Regions from separate parts of the Homo sapiens genome. Here region 2 is linked to region 1. A link is an interaction called in ENCODE POLR2A ChIA-PET data of the cell type or tissue named here. Cell type or tissue: Panc1. All regions are shown on one strand. Links, peaks and the distances in the headings refer to the core of each region. The heading gives the core; the rest is flanking DNA. Region 1 overlaps DYNC2LI1 (dynein cytoplasmic 2 light intermediate chain 1). Region 2 overlaps ABCG5 (ATP binding cassette subfamily G member 5).

Region 1 (2,805 bases), core at 30-2,529:
TGTCCCCTACTGGCTAAATTAATTATGGTAAACCATATAATAGAATAATATACAGCTATTATGAATGACAATGTAGAAATATACTTACTGACATAGTAAAACATTCATAATAGATCAGCATGTCTCTGTTTTCAATTAAAAAATACTTTTCCTGCTTCCTTGAAGTACACACACACACACACACACACACATAGACAGAAACAAACACACAAATGTAGGGGGACATCACTATGTTAATAATGATTATTTCTAGCTGAAGGATTTGAAGGTAATTAAAGTTTTTAAGAAAATCAGGATTTTCTGCCAGGCATGGTGGCTCACGCCTGTAATCCCAGCACTTTGGGAGGCCGAGGCGGGTGGATCACGAGGTCAGGATATCAAGACCATCCTGGCTAACATGGCGAAACCCCAACTCTACTAAAAATACAAAAAAATTACCAGGCGTGGTCGTGGGCACCTGCAGTCCCAGCAACTTGGGAGGCTGAGGCAGGAGAATGGTGTGAACCCAGGAGGCAGAGGCTGCAGTGAGCCGAGATCACACCACTGCACTCGAACCTAGGCGACAGAGCGAGACTCTGTCTCAAAAAAAAAAAAAGAAAAAGAAAATCAGGATTTTCTAATTTTCCTACAATGAACTTGTATCATATGTAGTATGCTGTAAAAGTTCTAAATTAATAAGGGCTACATTACCCAAAAAGTAATGTACTCTGCAAGAAAGTAGAATAAGAATTGGAAGGAATTTTAAATAATATCTAGCCAATTTCCTCAAATTTTCATGGTACACTAGTATTCATTGATTTAAATCACTCCCCCTCGCCTTTTTTGTTTTTTTTTTTGAGACAGAGTCTCCCTCTGTTGCATAGGCTGGAGTGCAGTGGCACCATCTTGGCTCATGAAACCTCTGCCTCTGGGTTCAAGTGATTCTTAGGCCTCAGCCTCCGGAGTAGCTGGGATTACCAGTATGCACCACCACGTGCAGGTAACTTTTTGTATTTTTTAGTTGAGATGGGGTTTCACTATGTTGGTCAGGCTGGTCTTGAACTCCTGGCCTCAAGTGATCTTCCCACCTCAGCCTTCCAAAGTGCTGGGATTACAGTCTTGAGCCACCACGCCTGGCCTTAAATCACTTTTATTATTATTTCATATAAATGTATAGCACTATATGGTAACAATTCCAAATTAACATAAACTAATCTGGGAACTGAAATCAAGTTTTAGATTATCATTAAAATTACAATCCAAAATTTAAAAATTCATTAGTACACTCTGGTCCCCTGAGCATGTGGCTGTAGTCTTGTGGGTTTCCTAATTCAAGAAACATTGACCTAGTACAAGTTCATTTAGAGACCATCAAAATGAATCCCATCTTCCCTCCCATTGCCTCAATCGCCCCAGATGTCCAGCCCTCTCCTCTGACCCATTATCCCTGGAACTCTGAATTTCCTAACTCTGTAAACATCCCTTAATCTGGCCCAATAATCCCCTTCTGTCTTCCCTTCCTCTAAAATCCTTCCACTCTATGACTTCAGCTCCATGACTGGCAAACTCCCCAATATCTCAGCCTTTTCAGAATATTCTCTCCACATGTTGGCCTTAACTAAAATATGACTTACCCTGAACCCCTTCCTCTGCAGCCTTGTTAAACGAAGCTATTTATTCTCACTACCCTACATACATTAGGGTCCTCCTTGCTCCCCAGTGCCACCTATAAACAACTACTCTACCTCCCTCCTCTTGAAAAAACCTCAGAGGCTCGTATCAGTTTACCACCAGGGTTGTTGTCATCTCTTCTGGCTCACAATCTCCCTTACCTTTTCAGCTACTGTCATGAATCTTCTTCACACCCACATGGGTCTTGGCAATCCACCTGACATCCGGAGCTCTCAGTGCATTTGCCTCCCAATGGAGGCCTTTTCCCTCACTCTGCTTCTGCCATGGTCACTTCCAAGGTTACATCTTGAAGCTTTCCAGTTTCACTGGAAACTGCACTGCTTCCAAAATCACATGTACAAACAACACATTCTCTAACCACTTCTTCAGGCATCCCCACAGTAATAACTCTTTGACCTTAGTGAAAGGTCTCAAATGTCCATTGACACCCCTCTTCCCCCCACTAACAGTCGCTCCTACTCCATCAGCCTCTTCCTACCTTCACTTTTCTCCTTTTCCATCTCAGAGCCCATAGTTTATCATTACAATCATCTCTGTTAAATACCATTCATGCCCTGAGCTCCCTCACTTTGCACTGTACCCAACCAGCAAAGACTGCCCCAGGTAATCACCTTCCTCCTCCATGCCTGCACCCATGCAAGTGAGTGATGGTGGAGAAAAACCATGTACTCTGGGCAGATTAGTATCAAACTAACATCCATCATCAAAATGGCAGTCAACAATGACTGAAAATCCTATTACATTCCTCTAGTATGATCTTTCTCCCATTTGTTGGAATATCTGTTTCATACATTTTTCTTGATCATCTTAGAATACTCCACACTCTTCACCTGAATTACTTCTCTTTCCTTACTTCTCACCTTCAAGCTTTAGCCATCACTCTCTTCAGGAGGCTTTCCTAGTCTCCCAACTTTCTGGGGTGAGTTAAGTGCCCTCTCTGTTTTCCACCACAGCATTTGTCTCATGGTATTGTCATTGTTGGTGTACAAGTCCTGATACACAAGTTGCTTCCCAGGGAGAATGCCTTTCATTCCTGTTTCCACAGTGTCTAGCAGGATGCTTAGCATATAAAAGATGTTCGATCAATGTCAACCGAATGGATGAACAGATGGTTGGAAGGAGAAAGAGAAGGCA
Region 2 (2,805 bases), core at 181-2,680, 56 kb before region 1:
GTGCCCTGCCAACCCAGTGTCTACGGCCTGCCCTCTGTGGATGGGAATGGGGGTACTGCGAATGCAAGGAGTCTTGAAACCTGGTGAAAGAATGCAGGGACAGCCACCTCGCAGCCAAACGGACAGGACATTCAGAGCAACTCCAGCACAGGCCCCCTCCCTACGTGGCAGACAGCCTCAGTCGCTATCTGCCAGGTTCTACAGAGGAGGGCGCAGAGACTGAAACACGTTAGGAGCCTGTCCGGAGACTACTGGGGTGGGGCACAGGTAGGATCAATGCTGGGGACCTGGGTGTGGCCCCTTCCAGGGCCCCAAGCTGCCTTTGCCTTCCTGGGGTTTCCTTTAAAGCCACCGCGTGAGGCCCTGGTGGGACATCACATCTTGCCGGCAGCAGTGGACCAGGCAGATCCTCAAAGATGTCTCCTTGTACGTGGAGAGCGGGCAGATCATGTGCATCCTAGGAAGCTCAGGTAAGCTTGGGAAGGAGGATTCTAAAAAGGATTTGGCTTGAGTTAAACTCCACATTGAAGAAACAGATTAAGTTGTAACAAGAAAGCCACAGGTTTGATATTAGAATGAATTCTATTGATATCTGACTGTGAATGGAACTGCTACCAATGTGAAATCTTTAGAAAGATCCTTGAAAGAGTATAAAATTCTGCCTAACATGTACGTGAATTCATATTTCAAAATATAAAAAGCCCCCACAGTTCCATGGCATATAAAAGTACTCAGGAAACACAATTTCCCCTATCTGTACACTGCCTAGAGACAGGAAAAGGATTAAATAAGCACAAAAATGCCCATTAAGCCCCTATCTTTGATTCCAGTGGTGCTTTTTTATGATGGTATATTTTGGACATACAATCAAGAATAGAGAATAGGCTGGTCACAGTGGCTTATGACTGTAATCCCAGCAGCTTGAGAGGCTGAGGTGAGAGGATTGCTTGAGCCCAGGAGTTCGAGAGCAACCTAAGCAACATAGTGGGACCCCATCTCTACAAAAACATACAAAAGTTAGCCAGGCATGGTGGTGCATGTCTGCGGTCCCAGCTACTTGGGAGGCTGAGGTGGGAGGATTGCTTGAGCCCAGGAGATTAAGACTTCAGTGAGCTGAGATAGTGCCACTGCACTCTAGCCTGGGCAACAGAGCAAGACCCTGTCTCAAAAAAAAAAAAAAAAAGACTGGAGAATAATATTTAAAAGTTCATGTATTAACATCGGGCCTTATCAGATCTTATCTGGTCGTTTTTCTTTTCTTTTTTTTTCTTTTTTGAGACAGAGTCTCACTCTGTCACTTAGGCTGGAGTGCAGTGGTGCGATCTTGGCTCACTGCATCCTTAACCTCCTGAGCTCAAGTGATCCTCCCACCTCAGCTGGGACTACAGGTGCACACCACCATGTCCGGCTAATTTATTTTTATTTTTATCTTTTTTTGTAGAGACAGCGTTCTTGCTATGTTTCCCAGACTCTTTTTCTTTTTTAAGGAATTAAACATTACAAATTGCACTGAGGTCATCCACTGCCCGTTCTCCACATCATCCTTCTCCTCCTCTTTCCCAGGGTAGCTGCATTTGAGCCTACAGTCGGTGTTTGTGCCCCTGCATCAGCCAGTCATTGCCCCAGAGAGTCTAGCCTTTGGTGAGACAGCTCCTTGTGGCCGAGGGCAATTCCCTGGGAGGGTCCCTGTGGTGAATCTTCTGCAGCTGACGTTCTCAGCAGCTGGGGGATGGCTGCATTGGCCCTGAAGAGGGGTTCTGTGTGGCACACCACAGTGTCTGCTACACTGGATTACCATCTACATTTTAAGGTTAAAAGCTTCTGACAAATTGGCTCCACAGAAGCCTCTTGATTGAGCTATTGCTTGCAAATTGTTGACATTCACTGCCACTCTCTACTTGTGTTATTCTCTTCAATGGAGATGGGGACTCCATTGAAGTCTATGACCAAATGTAGGCATGGTCAGCCTCCTTAGACTCAGGGAATTGAATCCATGGCTATTCACCTGCTACAGCAGGTGCACAACCAGATGCCAACAGTAGTGTTGTTAAGAGGAATTCCCAGGCCGGGCACGGTGGCTCATGCTTGTAATCCCAGCACTTTGGGAGGCAGAGGCGGGCGGATCACTTGAGGTCAGGAATTCGAGACCAGCCTGGCTAACATGGCAAAACCCGTCTCTACTAAAAATGCAAAAAAAAAATTAGCCAGGCCTGGTGGCAGGTGCCTGTAATCCCAGCTACTCGGGAGGCTGAGGCAGGAGAATCCCTTGAACCTGGGAGGTGGAGGTTGTAGTGAGCCAAGATTGTGCCACTGCACTCTAGCCTGGGCAGCAGTGAGACTCCATCTTAAAAAAAAAAAAGAAGAGGAATTCCCAGACTGTCTCAGTCCACTCAGGCTGCTACAACAAAATACCATAGACTGGGTGGCTTATAAAAAGCAGAAATTTTTTTCTCACAGTTCTAGGGGCTGGGAAGTCCGAGATCAAGGGGGTCAACAGATTCAGTGTCTGGTGAGGGAGACTTCCTCCTAGACAGCCATTTTCTCACCCTAACCTTGCATGGCAGAAGTGGGGAGGGGTCTCTGAGGCATTCATCTGAATTGTAAGAGCTCTCCATAACCTAATCATCTCCCAATATCACCTCCTTGCATGCCCCACCTCGTAATATCATAATCTTGGGTGTGAAGATTTCAACATATGAATTTTAGGGAGACATAAACATTGAGACTATAGCACTGACTAAAGCTGTTACACTTTTCAAAGACTTTGTCAGTTCTTATTTCCATTTTTAACCAACATCTAGCTAT

Evidence for each region. ChIA-PET counts read pairs that join two places held together with the same protein. Peaks named below come from ENCODE experiments on the same cell type or tissue, not always from the same donor. Only the 100,000 strongest peaks of a DNase experiment are listed, where the experiment ranks them.
Region 2: POLR2A ChIA-PET joins it to region 1 with 10 read pairs; 2 of 35 experiments call an interaction of 5 or more read pairs at or near these places.

The regions. Positions count from the first base shown.
Region 1 is chr2:43,779,398-43,782,202 of GRCh38, reverse strand. All of the region lies in intron 2 of DYNC2LI1 (dynein cytoplasmic 2 light intermediate chain 1), which reads right to left. Among named protein-coding and RNA genes, the nearest start is that of DYNC2LI1, 6.8 kb to the right of the region's middle. In Panc1, for the core only: no CTCF peak of the experiment used is centred there; no DNase peak of the experiment used is centred there.
Region 2 is chr2:43,835,499-43,838,303 of GRCh38, reverse strand. It overlaps ABCG5 (ATP binding cassette subfamily G member 5), which reads left to right. Exons shown (of 13, transcript NM_022436.3): 2 at 349-470. Among named protein-coding and RNA genes, the nearest start is that of ABCG5, 1.9 kb to the left of the region's middle. In Panc1, for the core only: no CTCF peak of the experiment used is centred there; no DNase peak of the experiment used is centred there.